2 separate regions of the Homo sapiens genome follow, and region 1 is linked to region 2. Evidence: chromatin contacts called from ENCODE Hi-C data. All regions are on one chromosome and are shown on one strand. Each heading gives the region's core, a stretch centred on a gene start or an enhancer-like site at or near the end of the contact. The rest is flanking DNA. Distances are from core to core; before and after follow the strand shown.

Region 1 (6,923 bases), core at 180-2,679, 970 kb before region 2:
GGTTAAGTCAACCACAAATGTCTCACGAGATAAAAATTTTTATGTCATTTTCTGTAAAATAGGACAAACTAATTTCTATTGTGATTAATTTAAACATAGCTATAATATTTATACTAGTTTTATATACATTAGTATATTGTAATCACATTAACTTATCTCTGTATATCATGAAAGAGATTTTGTACAATTAAAACACATAATTCAATTTGTAATTTCTGCCAGTTACAGATCTCTTGTCCCACTGACTCTTCTTGTCAACATGGCAATAGGGATACTACACTATTGTCTTAATTTGAAGCTAAATGAATAGTACATTCAATAATGTGCTTTAGTAAATTTGTACATTATTATCATTTAATGAATACCTGAAATTTCGGGGCTTAATTGTATGAATTTCAGATGATTCTGTTTCACATATAAAAGAAAATAATAAATTATAGCAAATTATGTATTGTTTTTATAGAACCATTAATTTAGTGGTTATATTAAGTTTACTTATTACAAACACTTAATATGACAGATGCCTTCAATAAAGTTTTTACAATATGTGCATTTACATTATAAAATGGTATGCAAAATATGCATGGGCTGATTTTACCTGCTGACTTCCTTTAATTTTGAATTATCCCCAGATGTTTTCAGAAATTTGAAATTGTTAGTGTTTTAAGATTAATGAAACCATTTCCTTGAGCTGATTCACAGTCTATATGATGAGCAGAGTAGAATTACTGCTGTTTATTAAACAGAATTCAGAGCGAATCTCCATCTCTCTCCCCTGCCAAGCATCTACCAGAAGCCATTTAGAGAAAAAGAATATTTGCCCATTTGATTTTAGGCTAATGCAAATGAGTGGGAATTCTGACACATGCAAACGTGTTCAGAAGAGGCAAAGAAGTACTTTAAACACACACACACACAAATTATTATTGTCTCTTAGGTTTGGATATTGATGGGATATACAGAGTAAGTGGCAACCTCGCAGTGATCCAGAAACTAAGGTTTGCAGTCAATCATGGTAAGATTATATTTACTGTTGTTATTCAGATGCATCACTCATAACTTTTTGAACTGGCTTAAAGTAATTTTTTAAAATGTCCAATTCCTGCTGTTTTTCAGATGAGAAATTGGACTTGAATGACAGTAAATGGGAAGATATTCATGTCATTACTGGAGCCCTCAAAATGTTTTTTCGAGAATTACCAGAACCTCTTTTTACATTTAATCATTTTAATGATTTTGTTAATGCAATTAGTAAGTATGTAATTCTACTCAGTTTTTTCTAGATATTGAAAATTCTTTGCACAGATTAAGCCACCCAATTTTTTTTATCTTACTTTAAGCAAGTATTTTCAACAGATTGTTTTACTCCAAACATTTTAAATGTGACCACCAGATGTCACTGTGTATTACCAAATATCAGCTTCCAAACTGTGACATTGCTTTCAGTTTCATAAGAATTTGCTGTAAAATATCTGGTTATTATCTTTTTTCAGAGCAAGAACCAAGACAGCGAGTCGCTGCTGTTAAGGACCTAATCAGACAGTTGCCAAAGCCAAACCAAGACACAATGCAGATTCTTTTCCGACATCTCAGAAGGTAGGAGGACTGCCCAGTCATGGGATGTGGTATAGCACAAGGGGAAGCGGGAAGGCCTGTGGGGCCAGGGTCACTCAGACTCAGATTTGGATCCCAGCTATGCTACTTGCTGTCTTTGTAACTTGAAAAAGTTACTCAACTCCTTTTAGTATCAGTCTGTCATGGGTAAATGATTTGCTATGAAGAATACAGTAAAGTAGGTATTATATGTGAAGTATTTATGTAATGCTTAGCACATAGTAGGTGTTCAGAAATTGTTGCTAAGGTTAATATGAAGATGAGATTGGATATTAATTGAGGTGTATTAAGTTACCGTCATGGTTCTAGGTTACTACATAGCCACTTTAATAACCAAGTTCTTTCATCTGATAGAAAGTACACTAGAATACTAAAACAAAAAATCCCAGCTAGAGAGAGTTTTTTTTTTTTAAAGAAATTACATAAAATGAGTAAAATGGAAAGTTTAATCTCCACACCCTAATGAGATTTTTTTCCCATCAACTTAATGGAGCAGTCACTGTTACCTGAATTGTAACTCATACTTAAATGTTCTATTTTAAAAACTAAGCTAAAATATCACACATTTTAAGTTTGTTAGAGTATGCTTAATTGTATCTTTCAGCTGTGTTTATCAAAAAGAAAGCTTCACATGGCATTTAGACAGAATTCTACTTGGTTAAATAGTTTATGCATCACCTTAGGAAAATAAGTATTACTTCTCTTTTTAAAATGCAAACTGTTAGGTTTATAATACCATTTGAAGAATTTTCCCTCTCTCTTATTTTCTCTTTTAACAACTTCTTTTTTTCCCTTCAGAGTTATAGAAAATGGAGAGAAAAATCGAATGACCTATCAGAGTATAGCAATTGTTTTTGGTCCCACTCTATTAAAACCAGAAAAAGAGACTGGTAATATAGCAGTTCATACTGTGTACCAGAATCAGATTGTAGAATTAATTCTTCTGGAACTGAGTTCCATCTTCGGACGTTGATTCTTACTGAAGACAACCTGTGGAATAGAAGCTGGATTCCATCAGATTTCAAATGTTTATACACAATGTATTTTATTTTTTGGACCAAGCAGTGACTCTTTGATTTTGCACTTTTTTTTTGAGGGATCAGAAGGGAAGGGGAGAGTCGAGATGTGTGTTAGGCCCTCATATTTGCTGCTTTGTTGCAAGTTGATATAACTGCGTGTAATTATGAATTCATTTTATCCTGAATGTTTGCATTTCATACTCTGAATTTCAGTAAAAATCAAAACTTAAAATTCTAACCAGTCATATACACTGGATAATTTGGTAAGAAAACTGTATTTTTTTTCCCTGAAATTGGATAATGTACTTTCTTCTCAAGATTCATGACTTGATAGAACAATACTTTCAGTTATGTTGCAAAGGCTCTTGGGCATTTTAAACAAAATGAAGTATATCCATTTTGAAACCTGTGTATTTCTTTTTCGGGGTTTCTGCATGCAGTGGCAGTCTTAAGTGCCAAAATTCATTATAACCCCAAAATAACCCCTTGATGAAGGCTTGCTGTCTTTTACTGTGTTACACAGCATCCTTACTGGATATCTTAGTTGCTTGTTTGGGCAGCACACTAATATTACTTAAAACACTGTGATATACTGGAGTTTTAGTTAGCGGAAGTCAGTTCAGGGCATTTTAGGGCTGTCTTGCTATACTGAATTGTAGCTAACAATCCTAATTATATCTAGTACCATACTGAGTTATTGGTATGACCCTGTGGAAACACACATTATTTTATGTAAATATAGGCTAAAGACTTAATGTCCTTTAGCTTGTGTATATAATTGTGTTGTATAGTCTCAGAGTACATTCTAACCCTACATTTCTAATCATTGTTATTGGTAATCTTTTCTGTGAATATTAGGTTTCCTCCAGAAATAGTCCGTTATTTGGGAAAGTTAACTGTGTGCACTTTTAGATATTAACTACATTTACAGGCAAATCACTGTAATGAGAATGGTACTGGAAAAATACTGAATAGACTTGCTAAATGGCACATGCACTACAAGAGGAACCTTTTGGGTTATTTAATATGTACAGAAAACATTAGAAAAAATTTATTACAGAATTCTAATTCCAGTATGAATAGTGGAAACCCATCTGTAAATTAGATGGATGTTGGATGGAAAATGACATTGCTAAATTTGAGAATTTCTTTTTACCTACTAATGTAGATTGCTTTGTATAATAAAACACAGGGTTTGGAAGGTTTTGTTACAGGGAGCATGGTCTGTTGAAGATTTTTAAAATGTATTTTTCTAGATTAACTTCTGTACATGAAATGTCTAATAAAACTATAAGAGGTTTAGAGATTTTTCCATTGGAAATGTGCATTTTGGTTTCTAATTTTTTTGTTTTTTCATTTACTGGCATACTGTTATACCTCATTTTTAAAAATCAACTGAATCCAATATTTCCTGTGGCAAATAACACTTTCCTCATTTCATACCTTTTCTCCTCTCTTCCATGCCAACATTTCTCCACCCACAACGTACACTTTTTATTTCTCCATCAATATTTGAAAGCGAGTGATTTGTGACCAGGATTTTTTTTTCTTAGGGTTGCATTTATAATTTACAGATTGCCTTCCTTGGGAACAAGTATTTTTTTGTATGATCTGTCTAAAAACCTCTCACCTGAATTTTGTGGTAGAAAGTCTGTATTTGTTGTTGTGAGCGTGTTAAATTGATAACAAACCAAACTACTTGATAGCTAAAGCAGATTGTTTCGGGTGGGGAGAAAAAGCCCTAAATCAGAATGTTTATATTTGCCTAAAGATGTCCTTAATAATACAATATGCTTTAGATCTTGCTTATTTAGTGATTGTATACCAGGAAAACAATTAGACTCAAATCAGTGATGTTCTTGTTCTTGGTGTTCATGAACATATATCAAAGATTAAAATTGTCCTGTGTTTCTTGTTTCAAGGTACGTGTGTGTGTGTGTGTGTGTGTGTGTGTGTGTGTGTGAAGTCTTAAATGTTTTATTAGTCTACAGCTAATCAGTTTATTGTAATATTGTATGTACAGTGAGATTAATGTCTTGCGTTTTCATCCTTTGTGAATTAAAAATTCTCACTTGTTTTGTAATAACAAAGCTAGTAATATTTTCCTGTCTTGACAGCTTGGTTTTATAGTAGAAAATATATTAAAAGCTGAAATAAATTATCAGTGGAATTTTATTTGTTAGTAAGTCTTCCTTCATAATGTCATTGAAAAAGGTAGTTGCAGATTTAGAAAAGAAAGTATATTTAAATACATTGTCACATTCCAATTAGAAGAAAAACACTTATTTAAATTTTATAGAAATAAGAAATTTTACCCTTTACTCTGGAGAAAGTACGTTAATTATTAAATAATCTCCAAAAAATGATGTTTATATTTTAGATAGAGACAAATCTATAAATTGTTTTTATGTGAAAAGCACAAATGAAATAATTTGGTGAAACTTTGGACTTAGTGGTAGATGGGTTGTGCGTTTATAACATACACACAAACGTGTGTGTGTGCTAAGTGTTTGTGCACGCCGTTGCTTACATACAAGTGAAAACTCACCAATAATGCAGATACATGGAGACCTTTTTACTATTTCAGTTTCATTCCACGCTTCTTTGCAAGCCCACAATATTGAACATTAAGATAGCAGTGGGCTGGGCGCAGTGGCTCACGCCTGTAATCCCAGCACTTTGGGAGGCCAAGGCAGGTGAATCATTTGAGGTCAAGGGTTCGAGACCAGGCTGGCCAACATGGTGAAACCCTGTCTCTACTAAAAATTCAAAAAAATTAGCCGGGCATGGTGGCAGGCGCCTGTAATCCCAGCTACTCGGAGGCTGAGTCAGGAGAATCACTTGAACCCAGGAGGTGGAGGTTGCAGTCAGCCGAGATCGCACCACTGCACTGCAGCCTGGGTAACTGTGAGACTCCGTCTCAAAAAAAAAAAAAAAAGACAGCAGTGAAGGGAAAATAGTTATTCCATAATTGTGCCAAGAGATTTTTTCCAGCTCATGGGAGAGGCTTCTAATTAAATACTTAAACATGTAGTTTCCCATGACTCGAATTCCTCAAAGATCTTTAGGCATTTTTAAAGAAATACACAGAGGAGTCCACAACACATCTTTTTAGTAAAGAAGAAAATAAAAATAGTCAAGTGGGCGCCACGCTCTCACTAGTCTAATAAAAGTCAAATGTTCAAATATTGCATCTCTATAGAGAATTGAAAATGGGTAGAAAATAAGATTTTATGGAGTTTACTATTCTCCCTGAACTCCAGCCATGAGCTCTAATGATCTTCTTTTATAGAAAGCAATTCTCTGGGTAAGACTACAGAAAGTGTTTAATAGGGCCTTTAGCCTGCATGTTACAGTCTTGGAGGCGGAGCATAGTTTTTGTTGTTATTTTTTTTAAACAGTATTCCAGTGCAGCTAACATAGTACTATTAATTGCAACTTTAGTTTGAGACAAACAAAAACAAAAATCAAATGGGTGCAAAACAAAATCAACTGTCTTACAATGATGGTGTATTAGAATCTGTTGGGAATTCACAGGCTGTGTCCTCAGGCCGGGCAGAGTCAGACTTAGTATTCTAGAGAAGGGGGAGGTACAGAATGCCTAATGAGACATCTGTAACTACCAAAGACAAGGGAGTTCTCCTGAAGAATCTCAATTAGTCTGCTCAACTGAAGTTTTGTGGTCCAGTGGTGGCTGCAAGTATATTCAGCTGGATTGAGCTTTTACAAATTAGCCTTATGTGAATATAGCACTTAAATGAACTCTTTCATTTCCTTCATTGCTTCCCTTCTCCCACAGGGCCGGGGGGGCGGGGGGCGGGAAACGAAAGAAAGAAACCACTTTTATGGTGCTCTCATAAACAGAGCACTTGTACAACAAGGTAACTGTTTAACAAATTACTACAATACGTATTTACAATACATGTTTTTTCTCATCGACCCTCTTCTCCCTTTATTTTATTTCCTCTCTTTTAAGGTTTTCAGAAAAGCAGTCTTTGGTAAAGATTTTTAATTATTAATGCTGGTAGCCAGATCTTTCAAGTACTTATGATAGTTGTGGCTCATACTGCAAGTAGCTTAGAAACTTGTAACACTGTCATAAATTTATATTGATGAAATCCATAGTGACATGAGAGTGACAAATGATGCTGTAGAGGTCTTCCTAAACAGAACATTTGCAGAGGTAGAAATCAAAACCACTGTCAAGTCATGGTGGAGTAACCAGTGAAAATTCAGCACAGACTTCAAGGCCACCTTTTCCTCCTCGGCATTTTGAGAAATTGTTTATAC
Region 2 (7,106 bases), core at 1,494-3,993:
CTGGTAGCTGGAGAAATGTGTGGCCACAAGCAGGAGTGACAATTAGTATTCACCACGGTCCTTGCAGAAGGTCTTCCCAGGTGCTCTCTGTTTACCCCAGCCCTTGTCTTTCTCGTCAGTGTTATGTTTTAGATCCCTGAAGGCTGACAGCTGAGAGGAAAGATTCCAATTGCATTTTTCCATGAAATCTTATCTTCATTATTATTGGCCTTTTCAGGGAAAACAAGTCCAACCTGGAAGAAGACTTCCTTCTAAACCAGGCAGACGAAGTCAAATTACAAATCAAATGTGGTCGTTGTCAGATTACTGCTCAGTCTTTTGCGGAAATAAAATTTCATTTACTTGATGTTCATGGAGAGGAAATTGAGGGCAGGCTACAAGAAGGGACCTTCCCAGGAAGCAAGGGGACTCAGGAAGAGTTGGTGCAGCACGCTAGCCCCGACTGGAAAAGGCATCCTGAGAGAGGGAAGCCGGAGAAGGTTCATTCCTCCTCCGAGGAATCACATGCATGTCCAAGACTGAAAAGGCAGCTCCACCTTCATCAGAATGGCGTGGAAATGCTCATGGAAAATGAAGGACCCCAGTCAGGAACCAACAAGCCAAGGGAAACCTGCCAGGGCCCTGAGTGTCCTGGCCTCCACACGTTTCTCTTGTGGTCCCATTCAGGCTTTAACTGCCTGCTTTGTGCAGAGATGCTGGGACGGAAAGAGGACCTCCTCCACCACTGGAAGCACCAGCATAACTGTGAGGACCCTTCCAAACTGTGGGCTATTTTAAATACGGTCTCCAACCAGGGAGTGATCGAACTTTCCAGTGAAGCTGAGAAATGAGACCCCAAGGCAGCCTGGGGTTAAGGAGAGAGCTCTGCCGCCACCTTCCTTCAGAGCTTCGTGCTTTATGGTGGTGCTTAGTCACAAAGATCAAACAACAGGATTGGTGTGAGTGAACAGAAATGATTTTTGTACATGGTTTTATTTTCTTAACGAAATAAAATATAAGCTCTCGAAGCATATTTTTCTAACTATATGCAGTCTTATTTTAAAATACGTACTGATTCTTAATATCTTAGACTTTCAGAATAAATAAAAAGATCAAAATTTGAAGATTGAAATTTAGCAGAATATAGGCTGTTCTTCAAATACAGCTCTCAGTGAAAACATGCATGTGTCCTTCCTTTTGTTCAGATGTTTTCTGCTTATATAGATTGACAAATGTCAAAAATGTCCAGGCAGCAAAACCCTTTTAATCTCAACCATAGTATCAAGTTAGATGGTAAATGCTGATATTTATTAAATTCTCTGGTTTATTTGAATATGATATAGAGCAGTATTTTAATAAGATTGTCATCTACAATAATTTAAAATCCATGTTTTCAGGACTCAGATTTTTGTTTCTTGTAATTTTGCTATTTTCTTAAATGCACATTTCATTGAAGATTAGTTGTTGGCAAGTCTTATAGCTGTAGTGTTCCATATCAAAATAATTTTTTAAAAAATTTAGTACTTCAGCTAATAAAAAGTCTACTTGCTTGGTAAAAAGTTATTTTCAAGTAGTCTTTGGGACCAGAAAATTTACAACCTGGAAAATGAACTAGATAGTTCAGTCCAGATGTGTAGGGGTCTCAACTGCTTTCCCTCACTCCCAAGTAACTTCAGAGGGTTGTCGCTAGCTGATCAATTTTAGATGGAACTGTACTTTTCAAGCCCAGTTCTCTTTGAAAGTCAGAAGTAAATGATTGCCTCTTAAATTCCTGGGAAATTACCTCGAATCAGTAAAGTTGTCATTTGAAGCTTCTGGCCATCCTGGCTGCAAAATCATTTTCTTAGAAAAGTGGAGTTTCAGCACTCATCCTACTGATAATCTCAGTCTTGGATGAAAGCACCATACGTGTGGCCAGCCCTGTTTGCTGAAACTCAGCCCAGGTATGGTCATAATATTTTGTGCTCAAGGAAGTTACCTAAACAGAGAAAGAACTAAATTCTAATTGATAAGCTGATGGATCTTACATCTTTTTTTAATGTCTGATTTTAAAAGCCAGTGTTTGTAGACATGATTTGCCTCAAATAGTACAAGAGAAAACTTAATCTTTGTCTTTTTGCAAATAGTTTTGTAAATTTGGGAATAAGAGAGTAGGGATAGAAATATCTGAAAGATTGTGTTGTGGTTTGTCTGTTGATCACGCTTTACCCAGTTTCAAATAGGGAATATCAGACCTCCACTGTTTGATAGTTTTAGAACTTCTTGGTTAATAATGAAGTCGCTTTACCATTCAAACCAGTTCCCAGTTTGTTTTTTGAAATATTGGTCTCAAAGACATTACCAAATGACTTCTACAAAGAATACTACTTGAATTCAAACCATGAAACTTGAATTCAAACTATGAAATAATTCATAGACTGCTCAATCCTCAGATGCTAAGTCGTATTTTAGAAACACTGGCCGGTTGGCCAAAGCAGAGTGGAGTGTGTGGAGACAAAGGTGTGGGACAGAATACACCCACCCAGCACTCGGGGAAAGTCTCAAGTCCCCTAGATTGTGCAGGAGCCCACCTGTGGCCTTTATTTCCCCACATATTCTTACAGCAAGGCCATAGGCAGTCTCCAGAAAGGAGTACAGTGAGGAATGGGGAAAAGAGCAAAGGTATGGAGAAGATATGATTGGCTCATGATTCAGCACTCTGGCTGGATCCCCATTTCAGAGCAGCTGCATTTCCGAGCATTTCAGAGCAGCAGCTCCAATGTACTAACTAAATTTAGATGACTCAACAGAGCACTGATCCATAGGGAGAGGGAGGGCGCAGGTGGGGAGCCATGAAAAAGTGACACTCATCTTTAAGAAAATTCTTTTTGTTTTTTTGGAGTGCTGCTCAGGCTGGAGTGCAGTGGCACGATCTCGGCTCACTGCAAGCTCCACCTGCCGGGTTCACGCCATTCTCCTGCCTCAGCCTCCCGAGTAGCTGGGACTACAGGCACCCGCCACCATGCCCGGCTAATTTCCTTTTTGTGTGTGTGTGTGTGTGTATTTTTAGTAGAGACGGGGTTTCACCATGTTATCCAGGATGGTCTCGATCTCCTGACCTCGTGATCTGCCCGTCTCGGCCTCCCAAAGTGCTGGGATTACAGGCGTGAGCCACTGCACCCAGCCGAAAATTCTTTTTTTAAGATAAGGAAGGTTAGTGGGGCATAGGACCCTCCCCGGATGTCAGTGTGTATGGGTTCATTTGTGGTACAGTGTTACAGTTCTCAGCTTTTGAAAACTCCCCTGCCTTACAATGCAGACAGCCCCAGTGCCACCCAAAATAAGGAGTTTCTGGCCCTTACTGGTAGTGCTTCATTGAGAATGGTGGGAAGAGGGCCTCCTACTGGGGAGGCAGGAAGATGAGAGAGAGTATTTAGCTAAAGTTACTTTGGGAACAGCTCAGAGCCTTTCTTGGGTGTGGAGATGTTACTGGAACAGTCCCAACCTGTATACTTAGGCCAGAGGTGGTGTGGTGTGCAACAAAGTGCTCCAATACTTACTGTGTGTGGCCTCGAGAGAGTGTCCCCTCTTAGGCTCCATTCTCTCCTCTGTGAAATGGGGGTGACAATCCTATGTCAAGGCACTGTTGTGAAGAGTAAAAGAGACACACACGAAATGCCTGGCACCTGTGGGCCATGTGATAACTGGTGGCTGGTATTTATTAGGCTTTTGGCCAGACTTGGGAGAAGAGGTATTTTGTACCATATAAAAGATTGTAAAAAGCTTGAGTAGACAGATCTTAAGTGCCGAATTCAAGGATGGAAACTACTAGGAACCACAGAAGTTGGCATTTTTGCAGGAAATGCATTTTATTTTTATTTTATATATTTTTTTCGAGTTGGAGTCTTGCTCTGTCATCCAGGCTGGAGTGCAGTGGCATGATCTTGGCTCACTGCAACCTCCGCTTCCCGGGTTCAAGCAATTCTCCTGCCTCAGCCTCCCGAGCAGCTGGGATTACAGGCATGCGCCACCACACCTGGCTATTTTTTTTTTTTTTTTTTTTTTAGTAGAGATGGGGTTTCACCATGTTGGGCAGGCTGGTCTCGAACTCCTGACCTCATGATCTTCCTGTCTTGGCCTTCCAAAGTGCTGGGATTACAGGCGTGAGGCACCGCACCTGGCCATGAAATGCATTTTAATTTTTAAATAAAAACTAGGGTTTGGATTGCATGGAGGTTTGGTAAGTGTCTATTCAATCAGAATAGAAAGCAACATTCACTAAATTATTTCCATGCCAGGTTTCACTTTGGGGCCTGTATTCCTTAGGTCTCAGCCCATGCAGCACCTCATTCCTGCGGTTGTCCCTCTGCCCTTCCCTTGCCCCTGTTATAGCTGTCATCATAGCACCCACCTTGCTGTCCAGAAGCTGAGGGTGGACTTGTCCATCTCTCACACTAGATAATGAGCCTCATGAGGGCAGGAACTGTGCCTGTGAACAGAGGTTCAGCACAGAGCCCTAGGGTCCAGTGGCTGACATGGAATAGTGCACAGCAGATGTTTGTTGAAAAAAAAAAAAAAAGGATACATCAGCTAAATAAAAGCAAAGTTAACACTTTTTATGAATAAACCAGCCTTAGAAGAAACCAAACTTGTAGCTAGAAAGGCATGGAGGCAAACTTGGTCTTAAATTCAGCACATTCATTTTGCTTCATGTCTTTTGCTTCTTGGAAAATTGTCCCAACGCCAGCAAAACTAGATTTTTTTCCTCTTCTTTTGGCCCTAAATTATTTCTGAAAGTTACAGCATTTTTAGATTTGTATTGTTTTATTACCTGTCATTTTTATTCACGTCCGCTTTTGTTGCTCTCTCTCTCTCTCACTGGACCTCTTCCTAGTTTAACTTGACTATTCCTCTGTTAAGCTGTTCCTCATATGGAAAGTTGCCTCTTCATCAGCACACCATAAATAATCCAACCTGGGTGCGTTCCACTGCCTTCTCTGGCTACAGACTCCTCCCCTCCCCAGCTGTGCGGCTCCAGTTGTCTGTGGCCCCAGTGACATGGTTGTTGGCAGTAAATGTTCAACTTCATTTATTTCCTAGAATTCTCAGATCTGGACTGGTTTGCTCCATTCAAGCTGCTGACAAGCTTTGTTAGGTACATATTTTATAGCATCTCCCCTTTTCACTGGGCTCCTGAGAAAAAGTGTCCTGGTGAGTATGACCTGGAATTTAGCAGAACAGGTTTTTAGCTTCAACTTTATTCTGACTTCTCTGACGTTGGACAATCAGAAGCTTATCTAGGCTTGTGGTTTAACCTAATGTATATTTAAACAATATCCACCTCTTCAGGAATATTACTTCTAGAGGTGAACTGTTTATTGTGTCTTATATTTGGTCACGGTCATGGTTATTCCTATAATAAAACTATAGCCACAATTTTGGGGGCACATTTTAAATTTGTGTTTAGTATGCAGACGTTGGCTTAGGAATACATCACATTTTCCATGCTCTGAAGTGTGAATATATTTCAATGCATTGCTCAACTGTAGGAATGCCACCCATTGAAGGAAACCAAATGTGACAACTAAAAGGTGTACAGATTATTCCTTCTTATTTTAATGTGAAGCTAAATTTTCTTTTTCAATTACATTTGCTCCTGTCTTCAGAATTGCCCCACCCCCTTAGCTTAAGAAGAAACAATAGGATGGCAATTCTTGCCATTTTAAGTATGTTCCAAAAACAAAATCTCAAAATTATTAGAATTATAATAGATCATATTTTTTAATAAATAGCCACTGAGCACTCCTCAATGAAAAGATTGTGCCTTTGTTCATTAAATATGAATTTAATCTCCACCTAGGAGTTGCAAAGAGACCACCAGGCCTTTGCAGAGACAAAGCACCGAATTTAGTCTGATTGCTGCCTGAATTGTAATGCATATCTTACTACAAAAATTCACCTATGGAAGAGATCCAAGTAGCTCAAACACATGCACTGCACAGCCAGCCCTAGAGCTCTGGCTGTCTCTGAAAGATATTTAAGGTCTTGTGCTTAGGAACCTAACGTGCTATCTTCTCCCAGTCTAATGCAAATTAAAGCACAGTTCAGGTTTTCATAAGACATTCATTGAACCAAGCCTTTTTGACAATGGTTACACCCAAGGAAAGTTATTCTAAAATGTCCAAGAAAACTAAGTCTTTCAAATGGTCTTTTTTCCTTCTGGAAGTAAAGGGCGGGCAAAGAGAAGCAGGAGGACGGGAATAATGTGTCAAGATGTGGCATGAGGAGCTTTCTGATGATGGAAGGCCCAATGGGGCACTGTAAGGGGAAGGGGGGAACATGTCTCTAGTGTCCAGGTGCACAGTGCCATTAATATTTTGTTGTAACGGAAAGAAATTTGACAGTGCTTATCACAATCTAAAATGCACATTTTGACCCAGGATCTCTATTTCTAAGAATTTGTCCCATAGATAGTACCATACAAGGACACAGGTAGATGAGCAAGGATGTTCACTGCAGCATTGTTTATAGTTAGCAAAAGACTAGACCCAACTGAAATGTCTATCAGAGCTGGTAAAAAACATGACAGTACACCATATAATGGAGTAGCATGGTGTGGTCGAAAAGACTGAAGTGGCACTTTATGGGCTGGAATAAGTATTGTGTGAAGGAAGCAAGGTACAGAAGAAAGTATACCGTGTCCCCATTTGCTGTTTAAAAAGGGGGAAGAAAGAGGGAGAAAAAGGATATATGTGTGCTCATATATGCACAGAAAATTTACAGAAGGTGACTGCACTATTGGAATGTTTTGTTGCATTTTCCTTAAAAACTTTTCCTCATATTTCATATATATGCTTGGCATAGCAGAATTTAACATTATTTACAATCAAATCTGGCAGTATTTTCTTGCATGGCCTTTGCATTTGGTAATATGCTTAGAAACTCCAATGCTTACTCAAGTGTTCATAATTATTTTCGTCTAGTATCATTACAGGTTCCTGTTTTTTTTTCTTTTTTTTTTTGGCAGAGTGTTGCTGTGTCTCCCAGGCTGGAGCGCAGTGGCATGATCTCGGCTCACTCCAACTCCAGGGTTCAAGCGATTCTCGTACCTCAGCCTCTCAAGTAGCTGGGACTACAGGCATGCGCCA

What was found. Hi-C counts contacts between places; a loop is a spot of excess contacts on that map. Pooled maps may share reads with other maps.
Region 1: a loop to region 2 is called in a pooled map, with 3 times the contacts of the local background. The contact joins two enhancer-like sites. A Hi-C loop is called at or near these places in 1 of 168 maps with a recorded cell type or tissue (heart right ventricle), 1 of 37 single-sample maps with no recorded cell type and 3 of 50 pooled maps.

What each region holds. Positions count from the first base shown.
Region 1 is chr10:31,803,322-31,810,244 of GRCh38, reverse strand. ARHGAP12 (Rho GTPase activating protein 12) reads left to right here. Exons shown (of 20, transcript NM_018287.7): 17 at 938-1,015; 18 at 1,117-1,251; 19 at 1,494-1,596; 20 at 2,413-4,847. The coding sequence ends at 2,587. Among named protein-coding and RNA genes, the nearest start is that of MACORIS, 99 kb to the right of the region's middle. Within about 2 kb of position 1,429, at least 16 of the 41 ENCODE cell types and tissues checked have a DNase peak (open chromatin) inside an H3K27ac peak, as active enhancers do.
Region 2 is chr10:30,838,685-30,845,790 of GRCh38, reverse strand. ZNF438 (zinc finger protein 438) reads left to right here. Exons shown (of 7, transcript NM_001143768.2): 7 at 218-1,159. The coding sequence ends at 830. Among named protein-coding and RNA genes, the nearest start is that of LINC02644, 120 kb to the right of the region's middle. Within about 2 kb of position 2,743, at least 2 of the 41 ENCODE cell types and tissues checked have a DNase peak (open chromatin) inside an H3K27ac peak, as active enhancers do.